Regions from separate parts of the Homo sapiens genome. Here all the other regions are linked to region 2. A link is a contact called in ENCODE Hi-C data. All regions are on one chromosome and are shown on one strand. Each heading gives the region's core, a stretch centred on a gene start or an enhancer-like site at or near the end of the contact. The rest is flanking DNA. Distances are from core to core; before and after follow the strand shown.

The links. Hi-C counts contacts between places; a loop is a spot of excess contacts on that map. Pooled maps may share reads with other maps.
Region 1: a pooled map shows a loop between it and region 2 (5-fold over the local background). The contact joins the enhancer-like site here to the promoter of PRDM16 in region 2. A Hi-C loop is called at or near these places in 9 of 168 maps with a recorded cell type or tissue (aorta, ascending aorta, cardiac septum and 4 more) and 8 of 50 pooled maps.
Region 3: a map of tibial artery shows a loop between it and region 2 (5-fold over the local background). The contact joins the enhancer-like site here to the promoter of PRDM16 in region 2. A Hi-C loop is called at or near these places in 18 of 168 maps with a recorded cell type or tissue (Right ventricle myocardium inferior, aorta, ascending aorta and 7 more) and 18 of 50 pooled maps.

What each region holds. Positions count from the first base shown.
Region 1 is chr1:3,193,988-3,197,106 of GRCh38, reverse strand. The region is part of intron 2 of PRDM16 (PR/SET domain 16); the gene reads right to left. It overlaps LOC107984909 (a long non-coding RNA gene), which reads right to left. Exons shown (of 2, transcript XR_001737869.2): 2 at 1,581-2,274. Among named protein-coding and RNA genes, the nearest start is that of MIR4251, 68 kb to the right of the region's middle. Within about 2 kb of position 1,511, at least 2 of the 41 ENCODE cell types and tissues checked have a DNase peak (open chromatin) inside an H3K27ac peak, as active enhancers do; they include ascending aorta, where a contact is called at or near this core.
Region 2 is chr1:3,067,358-3,070,456 of GRCh38, reverse strand. It overlaps PRDM16 (PR/SET domain 16), which reads right to left and starts at 1,254. Exons shown (of 17, transcript NM_022114.4): 1 at 1,161-1,254. The coding sequence starts at 1,197. LOC124903827 (translation initiation factor IF-2) reads left to right here. Exons shown (of 5, transcript XM_047436614.1): 1 at 1-243; 2 at 1,486-2,235; 3 at 2,409-3,099. The coding sequence ends at 1,509. PRDM16-DT (PRDM16 divergent transcript) reads left to right here and starts at 2,732. Exons shown (of 6, transcript NR_015440.1): 1 at 2,732-3,099. It also overlaps the pseudogene LOC100420339. RefSeq lists an enhancer at 2,361-2,935.
Region 3 is chr1:3,173,515-3,176,863 of GRCh38, reverse strand. The region is part of intron 1 of PRDM16 (PR/SET domain 16); the gene reads right to left. Among named protein-coding and RNA genes, the nearest start is that of MIR4251, 47 kb to the right of the region's middle. Within about 2 kb of position 1,828, at least 14 of the 41 ENCODE cell types and tissues checked have a DNase peak (open chromatin) inside an H3K27ac peak, as active enhancers do; they include ascending aorta, heart left ventricle, heart right ventricle and 3 more, where a contact is called at or near this core.

The DNA of each region.
Region 1 (3,119 bases), core at 262-2,761, 130 kb before region 2:
TCACTCCATGCCCGGGGGCGCGTGGCTGGTCAGCCTCGGGCCGCCTCGTGCAGCTGTGGCCGGGGACAGGAGCCATGCTGATGAGCCAGTGGTGTGAAGCTCACCCCCCAGCCTCAGCGGCTGCACAGACCCCCCTGGGCAACAGTGGGGTCCCCCAGTGGACCCAGGCACCCGCCTCTTCGCAGCTCCAGCTTCTGCTCCTTCCACCTGCCCTGCTGAGGCCTGTGGTCAGGAAAGGCTCTGCTGCTACCCGTCAGCCTCGGCACCTTTAGGAAAAGCCTCTCTGGGCTCCCATGGGTAGGGGAGGAAGGAAGTTCAGGGCGGGCCCCTTTCCCAGGGCCTCCTCCTGGGCTGGACTCCTCCAAGTGCCCCACAATGATCGCTTCTCAGAATGCAGACTCCTGGGACCTCCCCCGGGAACTCTCAGCCAGTAGTAGGTAGAGAATGTGGCCTGGAATTGGGTGGGGGTCTCACAGGCTGACCATCTGGGTCAGGAACCCCTGCGGTTCCTGGCTGAACCCCTCTCTGGTGCCACGGGCACCCTGGGGCCACCGCAGAATCCCAGCTTCAGGCAGGGGCACCGGGCGGTGAGCCTCACTCTCTGCCAAGTGTCCCCAGCATTCTCAGGCCCCACAAGGGCCCATGGGTCTACATTTGGGACCTGCTTTCAAACAAGGGGACAGCAGCTTCTGAGAAAAAGTGGGGCTGAGGTCATGTTTACGACACAGAATTCCCCCAAGCCCAGAGAGGGCCATCGGCTGTAGTGAAGTCAAGTTCCAGGGCCCGGCTGGGTCAGGGACCTGCAGAGGACAGAGCCATGTTCAGGCAGGAGCATGAGGCACTGGGCCCAGGCAATCGGCCTGCAAGGCGCAGAGTTGAGACTGCCCCACCTACATGCTGTTAGTGGGGGCAGGAACCGGGTCTGGGCCCAGCTGCCGCCCCTGCTGGAGCTCACCTGTGCCTCTCCCACCTGGCAAGAGCCTGGCTGCCCCCAGTGAGCTCCTGCTGGGGTCACTGAGCGGGACCCACACCTGCCTCTGGGCCCCTGCATGGACAAACCTGGGGGCTGGGAGCTATTCCTTCCTTCTCAGCCCCGGGTTCCCCTGTCAGAGCGAGGGTGGCTGTGTCCTAATCACAGCACAGCTGGGAGGGTCCCAGTGTAGACAGAGCCTCACAGAGACCAGGGCACACGGCAGGTGCCCACCAGGCCCATACAGAGGCCACATGCCTCTGTCATACTCCCTTCACATCCAATCCTTATTTTCCCTAAGGAAGAAAGAAAGGGAGGAAGGAAAAGGGCAGGAGGCTCCGGAGCACCCTGTTCTCACAGGGAGCCTTGGGGGACCTAGGGGGAGGCTGGGCCACGCCCCCACGCAGAAGCCCTTCTCCCTCCTGCTTCTGGCAAAACCCTGAAGACATTTTCAGGCTGGCAGCCCTGATGATGTTTTCAGGTCTCTTGGTACAAGCGGCCGGTTCCTGAGTAAGGGTGGGCTCTGGGTGTCACTGGGACAGGGGGGGCGGGGCGTGTGGGATGCGATTGGCAAAATACTATTTAAGAAGTTGGTATTCACAGATGTCTCTCGAATATGAAAAGAAAATATTTATTTCCTTTTTCGCTTGTGAATCAGAATGCTCTATTTAAAGAAAGTCCCCTCTGCTGGGCTGCAGCGGAGTTATTACCCCTTAAGGAAGTAAAGGAGAGCCATCAGGGAGGTATTCTTAGTCATTCTCTCTCCTTTTTTCTAAAATTCCTTATATACCCGTGCCTCCGAGCCGGGCCGAAGATAGTGCAGGATTTCATGGCATTCTTGGGCTAAAAACGTCTAGGGCTGATGTCACGGTGCCGGGGGACATGGGAAGCCTGTGCTGTGACTCCTCCACGGCACTGCCGGCTTCTCCCGGAGCAACGCCGAGGCCCATGGGTTTCTCTGCATCCCTGTCCCCACGGTGGCCTCAGGCTCCGCACCATCCCACAGGGCCCCGTCTCTCTCCAAATCCCGACGCTGTGTGCCTCGCCGAGCTGCCCGGTGCTGGCTCCACGGGAACACTCCTCAGAGCATCCACTGGCCGGTGCGCTCACGGTTTTAGACGTGAGGCCTCCATAGAAACATCCAGAAGCTCCTGAGTGGGGAAGCGCGGCAAAGCTTCCTGGCCTCACGCAGAACTCTCCACGCAGAGTGGAGCAGCAGAGGTGCCCAGAGCCAGGCCACGTCCCGGGGCCGAGCCCACTCAACCGTGGGGGTGGTGTGGGCAGTGGAGCGTGCATCTGGGAACCTTGGAGAGAAAGGGCAGGCCAGGAACGAGTTTTGGCGTTTAGATGATAAAACGTGGGACTGAGAATACCAAGCCCTAATGTGTGGCGATCAGACGGTGGCGTGTGGCGGGGAGACGGTGGCGTGTGGCGGGGAGACGATGGCGTGTGGCGATCAGACGGTGGCATGTGGCGGGGAGACGGTGGCGTGTGGCGGGGAGACGGTGGCGTGTGGTGGGGAGACGGTGGCGTGTGGTGGGGAGACGGTGGCGTGTGGTGGGGAGACAGTGGCCAGTTGCCGCAGAGTCCAGCCTTGATATTATCAGACCTGCCCCAGCCTCCCTCCCTGAGACTCCAGCCTGAGCCGAGGTCCCCAGCACCTGCCATGGTCTACCCCTTCCCCTCTGTTGGAATTTAAAGGATAAGGCGTAATAGGGTGATCTAAGAGCTCAGCCAATGAGCGCCGGCTGCCCCCACAGCAGGCCAGCAAGGAGGGCTTATGGCGGGGCTCAGCTCCAGGGTGAAAGGGGCATGGGAGAGACAGAAGGAAGCGCCCTGCACAGGGAGGTACCAGTGAACACCTCTGCAGGACCTGAGATGAGCCGGTTGTCTGCTGAGTGACTAAATGCCCTCAACAACCATCCTAAATAGCCCCCCAGTGTGCACTGAGCGTTGCAGAAGGCCAGACGAGTGCTTTGGGAGCCCTTGTTCCTCAGCCCTCCCACCTGTCCCTTGCCCGGCGGTCTGGTGCAGGTGCCGGACAGGACATGCAGGCGGGCTCTCCACTCCTCCTATCTAGGTCAGCTGCTCTCGGCCCAGGCCGTAAATTAGGATCTCCTGGGAGCTTTCACATGCCTGATGCCAGAGG
Region 2 (3,099 bases), core at 5-2,504:
GCTTCGGCGGGGCTGCGGGAGCCGCGCTGGCCGGGCCGCGGCTCCGCCTGTCCTCACCTGCCCGCCCGCCTCACCGCGGATGGCGCCGGCGACCGGGGCTGCGGGGTGCGCGCGGGCTGCTCGGAGGCGCTGTGGCGGGCGAGGGCGCGGGTGGCTGGAGCACCCGGCCCGCGGCAAGGACCGGCTGGCGGCAGGCGGGGCGCGCGGAGCCCGGGGCTCGGCCGAGACGGAGCGAAAGAGAAAGTAAGACCGAGGACCGGGCAGCCTGGCCGGGGCAGCTCTGTCCCCGCCGGGCCCGGCTGTGCCAGGCAAGCGGGTACAGAGGGGTCCACGCGGGCCCGAGGGCGGCAGCGGCGGGTCGGGAGGTGGCCGGGTGGGTCCCTCCTGTCGGAGGCACTGTCGCCCCGGCGGCCCGCGCAGGCTGCCGGCGTCCCAGAGGAGCGCCCTCCACCACGCGGGGCACAGCCGGGGATAAACTTCACGACCACAGTTCCCAGCCCGGGCAAAAGTCTCCATTTTGCTCCCCAAGTGGCTGCGGCTGTCCCGCCGTCGCCACCCCTGCCCCTGCGCCCGCGGAGCCGGGTGGGCGCCGGCCCGCGCCCCCTCCTCCGCCCCTCCCCGGCTCGGGGTCTCCCTCCTCTGCGCCCGGCTGGCGGACGCCAAAGGCGGTGCTCTAGCGCCCACTATTTCAAAAGCCCGGAATATGATTTGACCAGGACTGAGAGCCACTCGGAGAGAGAGAGGGAGAGAGCGAGCGGGGAGGAAAAAGTTGCTCTCCCCTTTCGTCAACTTTTCGCTAACTTTCACTTTTCGCTCCCCTCCACCCCCGGCCCTCCCCCTCCGCCCCCCTCCCCGGCCCCCACCGCGCGCCTCGGGTTCCCGGGCCCGAGCGCCTGACACTGGTGGGGGGGGAGGGGGTTCCGCGGGGAGGGGGCCGGCGCCTTCGGGGAGCGCGCGGCCCGGGCGCCCCGAGCCTCCGCGCCGAGCCCGGTCGCCCCGGAGCGCGGGAGGCGGAGCAGCCCCCCGGGCCGCGCGGCCGAGCCGGGGGCCCGGAGCCGCAGGCGCGCCGGCCGCGCCCCGACGCGCACCCCTGGCCCGGGCGCCCCGGCCCGGCGGCCCGGGCCCCGGCGGCGCGGCGCGGCCGAGCGCGGGAGACTTACTTTTGGCTAGCTTCCTCGCCCTCGCCTTGGATCGCATGGTGTCGGCTCGCGGAATCTCTCTCCTCCTCCTTGAGTCCAGAAGCAGCCACACACTATCTTCATCTCCCCAGCATTGTCAGTTTGGACACCTTCGCACATGCGCACAGAGCACTCAATCTGACACCCCTCGCCGGGGCCAAAAAAACTTTGCAATGTATTCATCATCCTCATCGTCGCGCCGCCGCCGCCGCCGCCGCCGCCTCGGCGCGGGATTGGGGGGCTCTCCTCGGCCTTCTCGGTCTTCGTCTCACTTATCTCTCCCCCCTCTCCCCCCCCCCCTTTTCAGCGCAGCTCGGAACTGGCCCTTTAAGAAAACATTCCGTGTTCGGCGCTCCCGCCCGGGGCCCGCACCCCGGACACTTTAAAAGGACCCAGGTGGCCCCGGAGGCGAGGTGACTATCCCCCCACCCTGCCCCTGCGTCGCGGCGCGTCGCGCTGCTGCTCCCGCCCCAGCCGGGGCCGAAGATGGGGCGGCGGCTGCGGTTTTCCACACGACTTCCTTGGATCTCGGGGCACACGCGCCGATAGTTCGGACGCGAGTCCGGGCTGGTTTTGCTCCGTTTTACTGCGTTTGATTACTAATTTAAAAGCTTTGCGTTCCCCGTCGCCCCGGCCCGCTTTTCTCCTGCATTCTCCCCTCGGCCCCCGTCCCCGCCCTGCGATCGCTGGAGGGGGCGTCGGGGCTCGCGCGCCAGAACCCGGCTCCTCCGAAGCCCCCTCCGGGCCCCACCGCCCCCCTCGCGCCTCCCGGCCCCCGCCTCCTCCCCTTCGCCCCCACCCAACGGCTGCTGCTTCGGGCTTCGCGGCTCAAAAACAACAGCGGAGGCGCCGCCAGCTCCGCGCTCCGCCACTGCCCAGGCCGGCGGGCGGCACTCGGACCCGCCGCCCTCGGTCCCTCGCGAGGCCACGGAGGCCAACACGCCTCGCACGGGGGGACAGCGCGGGGGCAGCCGTCCAAACACCAGGCGTCCTCGGCTGGTCGTCCCAGGGCGCCCGCACCTCTCCGCCCGCGCTCTCCTGCCGCCGCGCCCCCAAGGTGAGTACCCGGCTGCGCGAGCGCCCGAGCTGGGCCACCTTCGGGGACCCGGGCCACTGGGGACACTCCCCTCTGGCCTCTCGGGGCCCAGGTGCGTAGCGGGCGGAAAGGCCAGCGGCGCAGGTGGAGCAGCTCGGACGGGAGCCGACCAGACGCTTCCTCTTCCCCTGTAGCCCCCAAACTCCGAGGCGCTGCGGCGGAGGGGCCGGGCTGAGCGCAGGCAGGGTGGCCCGGGCCCAGGAGCCTGACGGCCTGAGTGCGGATTTCTCATCTGAGTATCTGGGAATCGAGAATGAATTGGAAGGAAACCGAGGCGCTGCCCTGGCCAGGTTGCTGCCCCGCACCCTTCCGGAGCACCGAAGTCCTGCCCGGCAACGGGACTTGGAGCTGCCGCAGAGTCAGCCTGAGCCCGAGGCAGGGGTCGCGCCCGCGATGCGGGGTCTCTGCGCCGCCCCGCGAGGCTCCTGGCCTTGCCCTCCCTGCCCTTTGTTGTGTAATAAGACCTGTGGCGGCTCCACTGAGACCCACACGTGCAACTCCGCGCCTCCGCGTTAAAGGAGGTGAAACGCAGCAGCCCTGAGAAACCCCGAGACCCCGGTGTCCTAGCAGAGGCGCCCCGGATGGGGAGGGGCGCGGGGCCGGCGCCACCCCAGAGGAAAAGCCCAGCGGAGCCGGGTTGGGCAGGAGCTGGCGGCGGCGGTGCGCTGGGCCTTCTGCCTTGGATCCTCCGCGGTCGGCACCGCTTCCCTGCTCAGATTCGAACCCAGATTCGGCTCCCAAGGCTCCCACGGCTCCAGGGTGCCCAGTCTTGCAGCCAGCTCGCCGCCCGAGCCCCGGATGGAGGAAGCGCTCACTGGCCGCTAC
Region 3 (3,349 bases), core at 579-3,078, 110 kb before region 2:
ATGAGTGCATGGATGGGTTAATGAATGAATGGATGAATGGATGGGTGGGTGAATCAAGGGGTGGATAGATGGATGGATTTATAAGGGGATGGATGGATGGAGGGATGGATGGAAGAATAGATGGATGGATGGATGGATGGATGGATGGATGGATAGATGGACAGATGGTGGATGAATGCATAGATAGGTGAATGAATGGCTGGATGGATAGATGAGGGGATAGATGGGTACATGGATGGATGGATAGATGAATGGATGATGGATGGATGGACAGAAGGAAGGAAGAATGGATAAATGAATGAGTGCATGGATGGGTTAATGAGTGAATGGATGAATGGATGGGTGGGTGAATCAATGGGTGGGTGGATGGATGGATGGATGCAGCCTGGTGTCTGCCAGAAGGGTCTTCCTGCTCTGAGGAGCTGTGCTGCCCTGCTCTGAAAGAGGCAGGACCCAGCATGAGGCAGCTCTTCCCCAAAGGCCACCTCAAGGTGTGAATGCCTCCAGGAGAACAGGGGATGAATGGATGGAGGGATGGATGGAAGAATAGATGGATGTATGGACAGATGGATAGATGGATGGATGGATGGATGGATGGACAGATGGTGGATGAATGCATAGATAGGTGGATGAATGGCTTGGTGGATAGATGAGGGGATAGATGGGTAAATGGATGGATGGATAGATGGATGGATGGATGGATGGATGGATAGATGAATGAGTGCATGGATGGGTTAATGAAGGAATGGATGAATGGATGGGTAGGTGAATCAATGGGTGGATGGATGGATGGATGGATGGTTGGATGGATGGATGAGGGGATGGATGGGTGGATAGATTTATAAGGGGATGGCTGGCTGGCTGGCTGGCTGGCTGGCTGCATGGATGGATGGGTGAGTGAGTGGATGGATGGATGGGGTAAGGGCAACCTCCAGGGCAGTTTCCAACAGAAGAGGTAGAAGGCAGGAGCCTCACTCCCACTTCTGACTTTCCTTCCCTAGCCGTGAAGCTCCATTAACACAACCCTGGCTCCTCTCTGCCCTTGACCCTGATCGGCTCATCTGAGAGGAACGTCTGGGCTTTCTCAGCCAGGCCCTGCCTCGGAGAAAGGGCTGGTTTCTCTGCTGCTTCTTCAGGGCTGACCGGCTGTCACCCTCCCTGCACCCATGTGGCGGGTGGGCAGGTCTGAGTTCTGGGACTTGGCCGGAGCTGTGCCTGGCTCCACGGGACTGCAGCTTCCACCTGAGGCTTGTTGGGGCCCCATCCTCTGGCTCCTCTTTTCCTTCTCAGAACCAAGCAGGGAGGAGTGCTGTGTAGTGGGTCAGAGACCTGGAGAATGTTCCCCCAACTGGGTGCCTATGAGTCCCCATGAGCAGTGAAGGGCCATCCTGCCCCCTGAACAAAACAGGGAGAGGGAGAGGTGGGCGCATCAGGCAGGCTGTGGTTGTGGGAGAGCTGATCGGGGAGAGCAGGCACGCACGGAGGCAACTTCTAGAGAAAAAATAGGGTGTTCCCATTCCTCACAGAGGATTCTGTACACCTACATCTCTGCCGAGTATACCCTGGTGAACAGAAGGCCCTTCTTCAGTGGGAGGGCTCCTGGAGCGGCAGGGTCATCCTGAAGGCCCCTTCCCAAAAACAGTTTGCTAGAAAGAGAAACTTGGGAACTGATGGAGTTCTATCTTGTTCTTCTGTCTTTAAAACTGTGCGGTAAAGGCAATAGCTTCTCCCCTCGCCCTGGATCTTGGCTTTGAGACAAGAACAAAGCTGTCGTAACTCCAGGAAATGGTGCTAGGAGGAGCCTTGGCCGCTGGTCCCACCTTCTGACCAGCCCGGGACCGCGGCTGCCCTGCGGCACTGGGACTCATTGGCATTCCCCTTCTGAGCGTCTGTGCCCAGAACCAAGCGGCCGCTATTAACACAGCAGATTGATAGCACTGAGAAAGCCGTTTCTGCAAACATGCTAAATATTAATATGATCAATTGCCGTTTCTATCTCAAACCTGCACCCGGGACCTGGCCCACAGAGACTGGGGAACGTTGAACCCCAGCTGCAGGGCTGATGAAGCCGAATTGTCATTAGGGCCCGGGAGAGCCTGGGAAGACGGAGCCCTGACCTCAGAGACAGGCTCCCAGCCCTCTTGGAGCCACCGAAGCACAGAAATTTCCCCAGCAAAGAGGTGGGGCTTCCTGCCTTATCTCCCCAATCCTGACCAGATGCAAACCCCCAGCCTGGCTACCTTCACACACACTCGCCTTTGTCGCAGACACGGAGGGAGGCAGGGACAGTCCACAGTGCTGCCTTCACTTTAGAGATGAAGGAAGCAGATTGAGACCCACTCCAGGGCTTGTCCAGGTCACACAGCAGGCAAGCACAGACCCTGCCCTTCTGACTCAGGGAGTCTCCACCAGCCCCCACTGTCACCCAGGCTGGCCAGCGGCTCCCAAGACTGTAACCAGTTGAATGATGTCACCCCAAAAGGTGCATTCAAGCCCTAACCCCCAGGCCTCAGAATGTGACCTGATTCGGAAATAAGGTCTTTATAGTGGTAATCAAGTTCAGGTGAGGTCACTAGGGAGGGCCCTAATTCAATGGGACTGATGTCCTTATAGGACAAGGAGAAGGACACAGAGACATGCCCAGGTGACACCCATATGATGACAGAGGCAGGGATTTGCCCCGAGCCAAGGAATGCCTGGAGCCACCAGAAGCTGGGAGAGGTGAGCGGGGACTCTTCCCCTAGGACCTCCAGAGGGAACAAGACCCTGTCCACAGCCTGGCTTTGTGTCTCTGGCCTCCGGAGTAGGAGCACACCCTTCGGTTGTTTCAGTCCATCCAGTTTGTGCTCTTTCGTTAAAGCAGACCCAAGACACTCACACAAAGACCAAAGCGACCATAGCACGGGCCATAGCACGGGCCCGGCCGAGAACACATGACCCTCCTTGCCAGCCCCTCTGGCTGTAACGTGCTCCTGGTGCCCTGAAGCAGGTTGTTGGCCCCCTTCTCTCAGAGGAAGAACAAAGGCTTTGCACCGGGAGCATAAACCACCCAGAGGAACCGCATTGCTGAGCACGGAGCCTCGGCCCCATGACAGCCTGGAGGATGTGTGACTGCCATTCACCCCACCAGGGGCCGGCCCTGAAGCTCGGAGAGAAGCACATCCGCTGCCAAGGGGAAGGGCAAACAGCCCCAGCCTCTGCGCAGCCCACGCCTCTGGGGCAGGCGGGTGGGCCTGGCTGCGCTGCACAGACCACCACAAAGTCCCACTGGGGTCCACGAAGCCACTGCCCACGAACGCCCCTCCCAGCCCCTGGAATCTCCCCTGACCAGCCGAGCTGAATCTGGCCC